2 separate regions of the Homo sapiens genome follow, and region 1 is linked to region 2. A link is an interaction called in ENCODE POLR2A ChIA-PET data of the cell type or tissue named here. Cell type or tissue: PC-9. All regions are shown on one strand.

What was found. Peaks named below come from ENCODE experiments on the same cell type or tissue, not always from the same donor. Only the 100,000 strongest peaks of a DNase experiment are listed, where the experiment ranks them.
Region 1: POLR2A ChIA-PET joins it to region 2 with 6 read pairs; 1 of 35 experiments calls an interaction of 5 or more read pairs at or near these places.

What each region holds. Positions count from the first base shown.
Region 1 is chr3:47,959,028-47,964,027 of GRCh38, forward strand. All of the region lies in intron 3 of MAP4 (microtubule associated protein 4), which reads right to left. It also overlaps the pseudogene VPS26BP1. Among named protein-coding and RNA genes, the nearest start is that of MAP4, 55 kb to the right of the region's middle. RefSeq lists a silencer at 2,918-3,027. In PC-9, no CTCF peak of the experiment used is centred here; a DNase peak (open chromatin) is centred at 2,954.
Region 2 is chr3:48,265,767-48,270,766 of GRCh38, forward strand. It overlaps ZNF589 (zinc finger protein 589), which reads left to right. Exons shown (of 4, transcript NM_016089.3): 4 at 2,149-5,000. The coding sequence ends at 3,020. Among named protein-coding and RNA genes, the nearest start is that of ZNF589, 27 kb to the left of the region's middle. In PC-9, no CTCF peak of the experiment used is centred here; a DNase peak (open chromatin) is centred at 2,735.

The DNA.
Region 1 (5,000 bases), 310 kb before region 2:
GAACTTTGTTTTCTGCCACATGAAAATCTTTAAAGCTTATGCTGACGCATATCTGAATGCTTGTCATCAAAGTGTGCAGTAAAAAAAAAAAAGGCAGTTTAAGAAAATTTGAGCATTTCAAAGAAAGCACTTTTAAAAATGTATATACATGAAGGTGGCCGGGTGTGGTAACTCACACACCTGTAATCCCAGCACTTTTGGAGGCCAAGCGGGTGGATCACCTGAGGTCAGGAGTTCGAGACTAGCCTGGAGAACCCCCGTCTCTACTAAAAATATAAAAATCAGCCGAGCGTGGTAGCACACACCTGTGGTCCCAGCTACTTGGGAGGCTGAGAGGCAGGAGAATCGCTTGAATCTGGGAGGCGGTGGTTGCAGTGAGCCAAGATTGTGCCACTGCACTCCAGCCTGGGCAAAAGAGCGATTTTCAAGGGAAAAAAAAAAAAATGTGGCTGGGCGCAGTGGCTCACGTCTGTAATCCCAGCACTTTGGGAGGCCGAGGTGGGCAGATCACAAGGTCAGGAGATCGAGACCATCCTGGCTAACACGGTGAAACCCCGTCTCTACTAAAAATACAAAAAGAAATTAGCCGGACGTGGTGGCGGGAGCCTGTAGTCCCAGCTACTCAGGAGGCTGAGGCAGGAGCATGGCGTGAACCCGGGAGGTGGAGCATGCAGTGAGCCAAGATCGCGCCGCTGCACTCCACCCTGGGCGACAGAGCGAGACTCCATCTCAAAAAAAAAAAAAAAAATGTATATACATGAAGAACATTTTGCTATATCATGAAATAAATGTAGCGCTGTAAGATAAAGGAAGATGAATATAAATGGAGTTTTGGCCATTTTTATTTTTTTTTGAGATGAAGTCTTGTTCTGTTGCCCAGGCTGGAGTGCAGTGGTGCAATCTTGGTTCAATGAAACCTCTGCCTCCTGGGTTCAAGCAATTCTCCTGCCTCAGCCTCCCAAGTAACTGGGATTACAGGCACTCACCACCATGCCCAGCTAACTTTTTGTATTTTTAGTAGAGACAGGGTTTCATCATGTTGGCCGGGCTGGTCTTGAACTTGGGATCTCAAGTGATCCGCCTGCCTCGCCTCCCAAAGTGCTGGGATTACAGGTGTGAGCCACCATGCCCGGGCAGAGTTATGCCCATTTTGCCCCTCCACATGCTGCAGCCATCTTTAACCTGTTTAACTTAATGATTATAGTTTTGTTTTTCTTTTTTCATCTTATTCAGTATATTTCAGGCTATTCAGCAGATGCTTGTGATTCTGGAGGTTCAAATCACTGGTAAAAGTTTATTCTGTTTCCTCAGTTTTTCAGGAGCTTTTCTCCATTAAATGATCTGCTGCCTAAAGTACCCTCTGTCTTCCTCATCAACAGGCGCTAAATTCAAAAAGTACCTTACTGAAACTTTTTTGTTCATAACTTTCATTGTTGGAGTTAGGTCATATCCTGCTAACAACAGTCTTATTGATCAGTTGTAACCCCATATGTTGTGTTTTTATTCTTACTTATAAGAGGTAAATTTTTGTAACAGTCACATCCTTTAAATGATACTTCATTATATTCAAATTCTATATGTAGACAATCTTCAATGCCCACTTCCATCAGGATAGCTGGCAAGTTGGTGAACAGTAAGATCACATTCTTTTTACCAAGTCTGTCAGTCTTCTTACTACTAACACTTCAATACATCAAGAGGACATTAGCACCAATGTAAGATTCTCATGACTTTTCAACATGTATAAATTCCAAATGACAACTTCTGAGTCAGCTCTCCAGGTAAGGCTAGTTCTTTCACTAGGTTTACAAACTCTTGAATATTACTCTTATCATAGAAAAGTTCAATTTGACGTACAAATTCAATTCTAATGTTGTGGTGCTCTAGCTCTTTCTAGACTCTTTCACCTTTCCTGAAACAGATTCTCCATCATAGAGGAGATGGTGTTTTTCTACTTCGCCATTTTCAGTTTTCACTTCTGCCATTTTCTTTGTTTCCTTATCATTAAGGACAATATCAATCTCACAAATCAGACCAAAAAAGCCTCCAAAAAACCTCACTGTCAGTGATACTGCCACATCCCCCAATACTTCACTCCTCTTCCCTCAGAACTCCAAGCCCCTGGCTCCCATCACATGACCTTGGCCCTCTGAAGCTGGAACTTCTATTTGAGGACTGATAAACAGCCAGCAGGCCAAGCACAGTGGCTCACACCTATAATCCCAGGACATTGGGAGGCTGAGGCCGGAGGATTGCTTGAGCTCAGGAGTTTGAGACTAGCCTGGGCAACACAGCAAAACCCTGATTCTATTAAAACAAACAAACAAACAAAAATATAGCCAGCAATGGATACAATGACTATGGGGCTGAGCATGTCCTCATTCCTCATTTTAGAACAAGGGTGAGAGTTTCACCCTCTGACATAGCTGTATCTTGTTAGGTAGAAACATAAGAGTTTCATTGTTATATGGGAGCTCAAATGTGTGTAAAGTGCATATGGAAGCTAAGTAGCCAAAATAATAGGCTATGCAAGTAATCAATATATTGCCTCTCAATTCCAAATCTACCTTTCATTGCCCTGCCTGTAATAATGTAAACATTTCTTCCTAGAGAGCGGGCATGATGACACTAAGCTTAGTAGAGGGCATGGAAGGAAAGGGTTTCTCTTCCTGGTTCTAGTGTGCTTTTGCATCTTCTTACTTCCATGGTGCTCTGCTGGTGTGCAGAACACCCCATGGTGCTCATCCCAACAAGCTTTAGTGGGCATTCTCATGGACATCTTCCCAGGCAAGTTCCACCAGTGCCTCAAACAGGCTTGCTGGTGATGCCGCAGCACCCCCAAGTACAGCTTCCTGCTTAACTACCTTTGAGGTAGAAGACCAGCAGGACTTAATTTCCTGTCGCACCCTGCTGATTGGAACAAGATCTGGCTGAAACCAGCAGATGCTGACAAAAGTAACCTCGAGTTGCCCTCAGGGTTTATTAGCATAAAGACACTCCTACCAGTGCCATGGCAGTTTACAAATGCCATGGCAACAGCCTAGAAGTTACCTTATCTGATTCCCAGAAACTTCCAGCCCCTTTTCCAGAAAGTTCTAAATAACCTGCCTCTTAATTAGCATGTAATTAATAACAGATATAAACAGCTAGCTAGCAGCTCACAGACACCGATTCTGGGCACACTGCCTATGGGTTAGCCCTGCTCAGCAAGAAGCAGCACTGGTTCAATAAAAGTTTCTTTCTCTCACTACTGGCTCACCCTTAAATTCTTTCCTGGCAAAGCCAAGAACCCTCCTGGGTTAAGCCCCAGTCTGGGGGCTTGTTTGCCCCACATCACCCTGACCTGCAGCAACTCAGCAAACATCTTTACTACCAAATGGAGACTTCCTCCAAGATATGCAATCAGCTTTGGGGGCAGGGTGGGGGAGGGGCGCATACTTTTCCAAATTTGTTATTTCTTTGTGTACTCTGCCCCAGCCCTAAGGGTAGTGACTATTCCCTATATCTGTCATTCCTGTATTCTTTAGAGTTCTCTTTACCCCTATAGTAAATTCTCTGTTCAATTTATGGTGTAGCTTCTGTCTCCTGAATAGACTCTGATCCAAATATTGGCCATTAAAAACAGCATAAATCTACATAATAGGAAAGAGTGGAAGAAAAAATGAAAGATGTTTAACCCAAAGAAAATAAATCAGAAGGCAAATGTTAATCTCTAAATGTCTAAAAAGCTATCACCTACCGCAGAACATACTGTATCTCTGTTGCTCAGCACTAACAGCAGCAGCAGAAACAGCAGAATGCCTGTTCGTTTTACACAGAAAAACTGAAGACCAGAAATATTAATTTGTTAAATAGAAAGCAAAATCCTTCAATGAAGACCTCTAAGGAGTCTAATGTTAATACTTAAGTTTACAGTTGACATAGTTTTGCATCTTCTCATTTCATTTTAAATTGCTGAAAACCCACTGGAGGGCCAGGCTTGCCAGTTTTTTGCAGTGAGAGTCCTAAGTTAATTTTTTCACAAGAAACAAAACAAAAAAACTCTTCTTTCAGTCTGCCTGGAGCTCACTTTTGAAGTTTCACCTCCAGTTTTGTCCTCTAGAAACAGAGCATTTCTGCTTCACAATGGACCAATATGCTCCAGTTACATCCGATTAAAATACTGTTACACAACCAATTAAGTAGGAAAAGGGGCTGATGGTCAAACAGAATGATTTAACAAAAGTATATAATGGGTTGAACTGTAAGAACTTTCTATGTGGACATTAATCATCATTCTAATATCATCTTACATTTAAATATTAACCCCTTCAACGAGGTTTCAAAGCACTGAAAATAATTTCTGTCACTTCAGGCAAACAACTATTTTTATAGAGCTCTCCTTTTACACAGCAGGAATCTTAGCCTCAAAGAGGGCAAACAACTTGCCTAAGAAATCAAAGCTAGTAGGTGCTCTATCCACAGCTTCCTCAAAATTTAAACAAATTCATGACAGATAACATATTTCCAGAAAGATGCGTACCAATAACCTGGCAAGAATTATTACGATTGTATCTGGTCTTGTTTTTAAGTTTCTTTTCCCATGTGAGGCCAGAAACAAATAGATATTAAAGATTATTCATTCAATAGCTACAGAGGATCTACTATCCACCAGACAGTGTTCTAGGTGCTGGGCCACAGCAGTGACCAAAACAAAAGCCCTGTCCCTCTCATAAAATTTGTTTCTATAATATCTTCTTCTGGTGGGGAAAGGCAGATGAGATAAGTAAACTATACAAATTATTAGAAAGTGACATGACAAAAGCCACGAAGAAAATTCAAGTAGAACAGTGGGACGAAAAAATAGAAGGGGTGCAATTTTTAAAAAGATAGTCGAGAAGTACTCATTGAGAAAGTGAAGAGTCAATCATGAATATATCAAAGGGAAGAACATTCCAGGCAGAGAAAACTGCTAGTGCTCAGAGCTCAAGGCAGATGCCCACCTGGCTTGTTCAAGGAAC
Region 2 (5,000 bases):
AAACTCAAAATTTTTATTTATTTATTCACTTGTATTAAGTTCTGATGGTCTTTATTACCTGAATTTGGATTCTAAGCTCTATTATTATTATTATTATCCTTAATAATAATAATAGACCCCATAATAAATATCACTCACTATGGGCCCAGCATTGCGCTTTGTGCTCTGTAGGGCTTTACATAAAGACCAAATGTAATGCTGGTATTATTTCATAGATCGGGAAATTGAAGTTTAGAAGGATTAGTAACTTTGTGTCCACAGTCATAAAGTAAGAAAAGACAAGACAGGGTTCAGGATGCCAAAATATGTGTTCCTAAATACTCTAAATACACCACAAATAACTCTGAACTTTTTAAAGGTCTATGTTCTATAAATAATGAGATCCTTGCTACTTTGACTAGGCCTTTGAAGAAAAGAAGCCAGTGAGAATTAAGCCCCCTGACATAGATGCAATACCTCTTGGGAAAGCTAACCACCTTTGGCCTTTGAACTACATCTAGGGCCAGGAGTGTTCCAGGCTTTGACTACTCTAGGCTTGCAAAGCTGCCATCCAGACATCCTGATCATCAGATTCCCAGACACCCAGCCCAACTGCTCCAACTCTCTCAGGACAGGAAGAGGGATGAGGACTAGCTAAGCTATGCTGCTCCAGAGGAGCTACTGAAACCAGGACCCCCATCCATCCAGAAGAAATGAAGCCCTGGAATCATAGAGTGCTGCCCTAGAATCAGGAATCGAAGAATGTGGTGGTGGGAGTGGGTGACTAAAGCCAAATAGGGCCGGGCGCCGTGGCTCACGCCTGTAATCCCAGCACTTTGGGAGGCCAACCAAGGCGGGCAGATTGCCTGAGCTCAGGACTTCAAGACTAGCCTGGGCAACATGGTGAACGCCGTCACAAAAAAGTTCCTGTTGTTTCCCATGATTAGATTCAGATTATACACTGCACTCCATTTTTACTTATTACATATTTTACTTTAATCCAAAAAAACCCACAGCCGAATCTATTCTATATATTATCGCAACAGAGAATCTTCCAAGTAGGCATCCAGACATCCTCAGTGTTGTAAATATCTACAATTATACTAAAATTATCCTCTACCATAATCACATAATGCCATAAGCATTTGTTTCCACTGAGAGAACAGTCTTTATGACCTATACGGGAATGCTCTTTGTGACTTTTCCTTTGAGAAGAAAGGATGGATTGAGATAGGAGTCACTTAGTCTCGATGTCCCCCAATGTAGAATGCAGTACAGAATAGTATTGAAGAATGTGCATAGGAAGCCTTCATTTGAGTTTCCCCACTCATAAGTAGATATTTACTAGAGGAAGATTACATGCCAAGTTCTACCAGAAGTGAGGATTCATCAGTGGAGAAGACAGGCACAACTGACTTAAAGAAGGCTGGCTCTTGGTCCTCCAATCCAAGACCTGCTCTTCCCTGTTTTCCACAAGTCGGCAAATACAGTAATGTTACCATTTAGCTGCACTTTCCTAAGAAATATCAAAATTAAATTGCAACTGTTTCTAACCAGCTGAAGATAACAAACAACCATGAACTTTTTGTAATCCAGGAGGCCAGACCCTTTATCAGCCTAACTGAAGACCCTTGCCTAACTAATAAATAGAAGAATTTTTTTTTTTTTTTGAGACGGAGTCTCACTCTGTCGCCAGGCTGGAGTACAGTGGCATGATCTTGGCTCACTGCAACCTCTGCCTCCCGGGTTCAAGTGATTCTCCTGTCTCAGCCTCCCGAGTAGCTGGGACTACAGGCGCCCGTCACTCCACCCAGCTAATTTTTGTATTTTTAGTAGAGACAGGGTTTCACCATGTTGGGCAGTATGGTCTCAATCTCTTGACCTCGTGATCTGCCCGCCTCCGCCTCCCAAAGTGCTGGGATTACAGGCGTGAGCCACTGTGCCCAGCCCTTTGTATTATTCATATTCTTGCAACTTTTCTGTATATTTGAAATGATTTCCAAATCAAAAGTTTGAAGAGGTTGAATGAAAATATAGGTCCTGCACAGCACATCTTGGGGAGAAAGACTTTAATCATTGAGAATGATTAATGGGCCAGGTCTTATCATAAAACAAGAGCCCAGTCAGCCCTTCCTATGACTCTTCTGACTGGAAACTTTCTTTCTTCAGCAGAATCAAAGCCAGAAGTCCATACCTGCCCTTCTTGCCCTCTGGCCTTTGGCAGTCAGCAGTTCCTCAGCCAAGATGAGCTACACAATCATCCTATTCCAGGTTTCCATGCAGGAAATCAACTCCACCCAGGAAATCCCTGCCCAGAGGATCAGCCACAGTCACAACATCCTTCTGATAAAAATCACAGGGGGGCTGAAGCAGAAGATCAACGAGTGGAAGGAGGCGTCAGACCCTTGTTTTGGAGTACAAATGAAAGGGGGGCTTTAGTGGGTTTCTCTAGCCTGTTCCAGAGACCACCAATAAGCTCTTGGGGAGGCAACAGAATATTAGAGATACAGCTCAGTCCAGCCCAGAATGCAAGCTCTGAGGAAGTAGACAGAATTTCCAAGAGGGCAGAAACCCCAGGGTTTGGAGCAGTCACGTTTGGGGAGTGTGCACTAGCTTTTAACCAGAAGTCAAACCTGTTCAGACAGAAGGCAGTCACAGCAGAAAAATCTTCAGACAAAAGGCAGTCACAGGTGTGCAGGGAGTGTGGGCGAGGCTTTAGCAGGAAGTCACAGCTCATCATACACCAGAGGACACACACAGGAGAAAAGCCTTATGTCTGCGGAGAGTGTGGGCGAGGCTTTATAGTTGAGTCAGTCCTCCGCAACCACCTGAGTACACACTCCGGGGAGAAACCTTATGTGTGCAGCCATTGTGGGCGAGGCTTTAGCTGCAAGCCATACCTCATCAGACATCAGAGGACACACACAAGGGAGAAATCGTTTATGTGCACAGTGTGTGGGCGAGGCTTTCGTGAAAAGTCAGAGCTCATTAAGCACCAGAGAATTCACACGGGGGATAAGCCTTATGTGTGCAGAGATTGAGGCCGAGGCTTTGTAAGGAGATCATGTCTCAACACACACCAGAGGATACATTCAGATGAGAAGCCTTTTGTTTGCAGAGAGTGTGGGCGAGGCTTTCGTGCTAAATCAACTCTCCTCCTACACCAGTGGACACATTCAGAGGTGAAACCTCACGTGTGTGAGGAGTGTGGGCATGGATTTAGCCAGAAGTCGTCGCTCAAATCACATCGGAGAACACACTCAGGGGAGAAGCCTTATGTGTGTGGGGAATGTGGGCGGGGATTTAGCCGGAGGATAGTCCTCAATGGACACTGGAGGACACACACGGGAGAGAAGCCTTACACGTGCTTTGAGTGTGGGCGAAACTTTAGCCTCAAGTCCGCTCTTAGTGTACATCAGAGGATACACTCTGGGGAGAAGCCTTATGCATGCACGGAGTGTGGGCAAGGCTTTATCACGAAATCACAGCTCATCAGACACCAGAGGACACACACAGGAGAAAAGCCTTATGTCTGCGGAGAGTGTGGGCGAGGCTTTATAGCTCAGTCAACCCTCCACTACCACCGGAGTACACACTCCAAGGAAAAACCTTATGTGTGCAGCCAGTGTGGGCGAGGCTTTTGTGATAAATCAACTCTCCTCGCACACGAGCAGACACATTCAGGGGAGAAGCCTTATGTGTGTGGGGAATGTGGGCGGGGATTTGGCCGGAAGATACTCCTCAACAGACACTGGAGGACACACACAGGAGAGAAACCTTACGCATGCATCGAGTGTGGGCGAAACTTTAGCCACAAGTCCACTCTCAGCTTACATCAGAGGATACACTCGGGGGAGAAGCCTTATGCATGCGTGGAGTGTGGGCAAAGCTTTAGGAGAAAGTCACAGCTCATCATACACCAGAAGATACACTCGGGGAAAAGCTTTAGAGGTGCAAGGAGTGAGGATGTGATTTTAGCAACAAGTCAGCCATCAGCCACACCAGCGGAAATGCTTAGGGAGAAGCCTTGTTTGTAAGGTAATGTGGACAGAGCTGTACGTGGACATCATTACTTGTCACGTGTCAGAGGACACACTCGGGAGAAACCTTCATGGAGTGAGAGTAAGGTGTTGGCTGGAAGTGGCCCCTTAAGAGATACTTGGAGTCAAATCTATCCACTGTACGCCCACCCCACTCTTGTTCTAAGAGCTTTGGGGACAGTCTTTTGACCCCTTACATTCCTTTAGATGTGAAGATGACAGAGATCTAACTTCTGAGAGCAGAGGTGTCAAGTGACGGTCCCCTTGGAGGAATGGTCTTTGCATCTGACTACTTCCTTCTGCAACTGTGTTCTTCCATTAGCTTCCATGACACTCTCCTGCTTTATTTTTTTCTACATCTCTAGCCTTTGCTGTTTCCTCTCCTACCCCACCTTTAGATTTTACTCAGAGTTCAGTCTCCAGCCCTACAATCTGAGGGACACCTTTACCAGGTCCCCTTCCTAACCCTCCAGTCCCAAATCCAAGATTCTTTAACCACACTCTAAAAGTTCTTCAGACTCAGGACTTAAACATAGCCACGCCACCTTGGCCTTCAATGACAGGGATCTAGCAATGCTGCATCATCAGCCTTCCAATACCAGGTTTAAGGGTATTTTAAACACAGCTCCTCTTAAATCCTCCAATCTCAGTACCCAGTGTTTTAGCCATGCTCGGGTGGCTAAATTACATCCAGGAATGGTGCCAGGGCCTTTAGCCATTTGTCTCTCCTCACACTCCAGGGCCCATATGGCCCAGGTTCTGACAGTTTGCCTTACTCCCTTGGGCTGGGGCTAGCCCTACCTGATACCCTGTGTCAATGAGTGTACCTTGGAGAGCTATCCACTCAGGCCCCAGTGCCTCTATTTGCTAAGGGACTCTGCCACAGAAAAGAAGGGGAGAGATGTTCATGTAACCTCAAAATACTTAGGCTTGGTTTTGATGCTAGAGAGGAAAAAGGACTTGGAGAGAGAGAAGGAATGG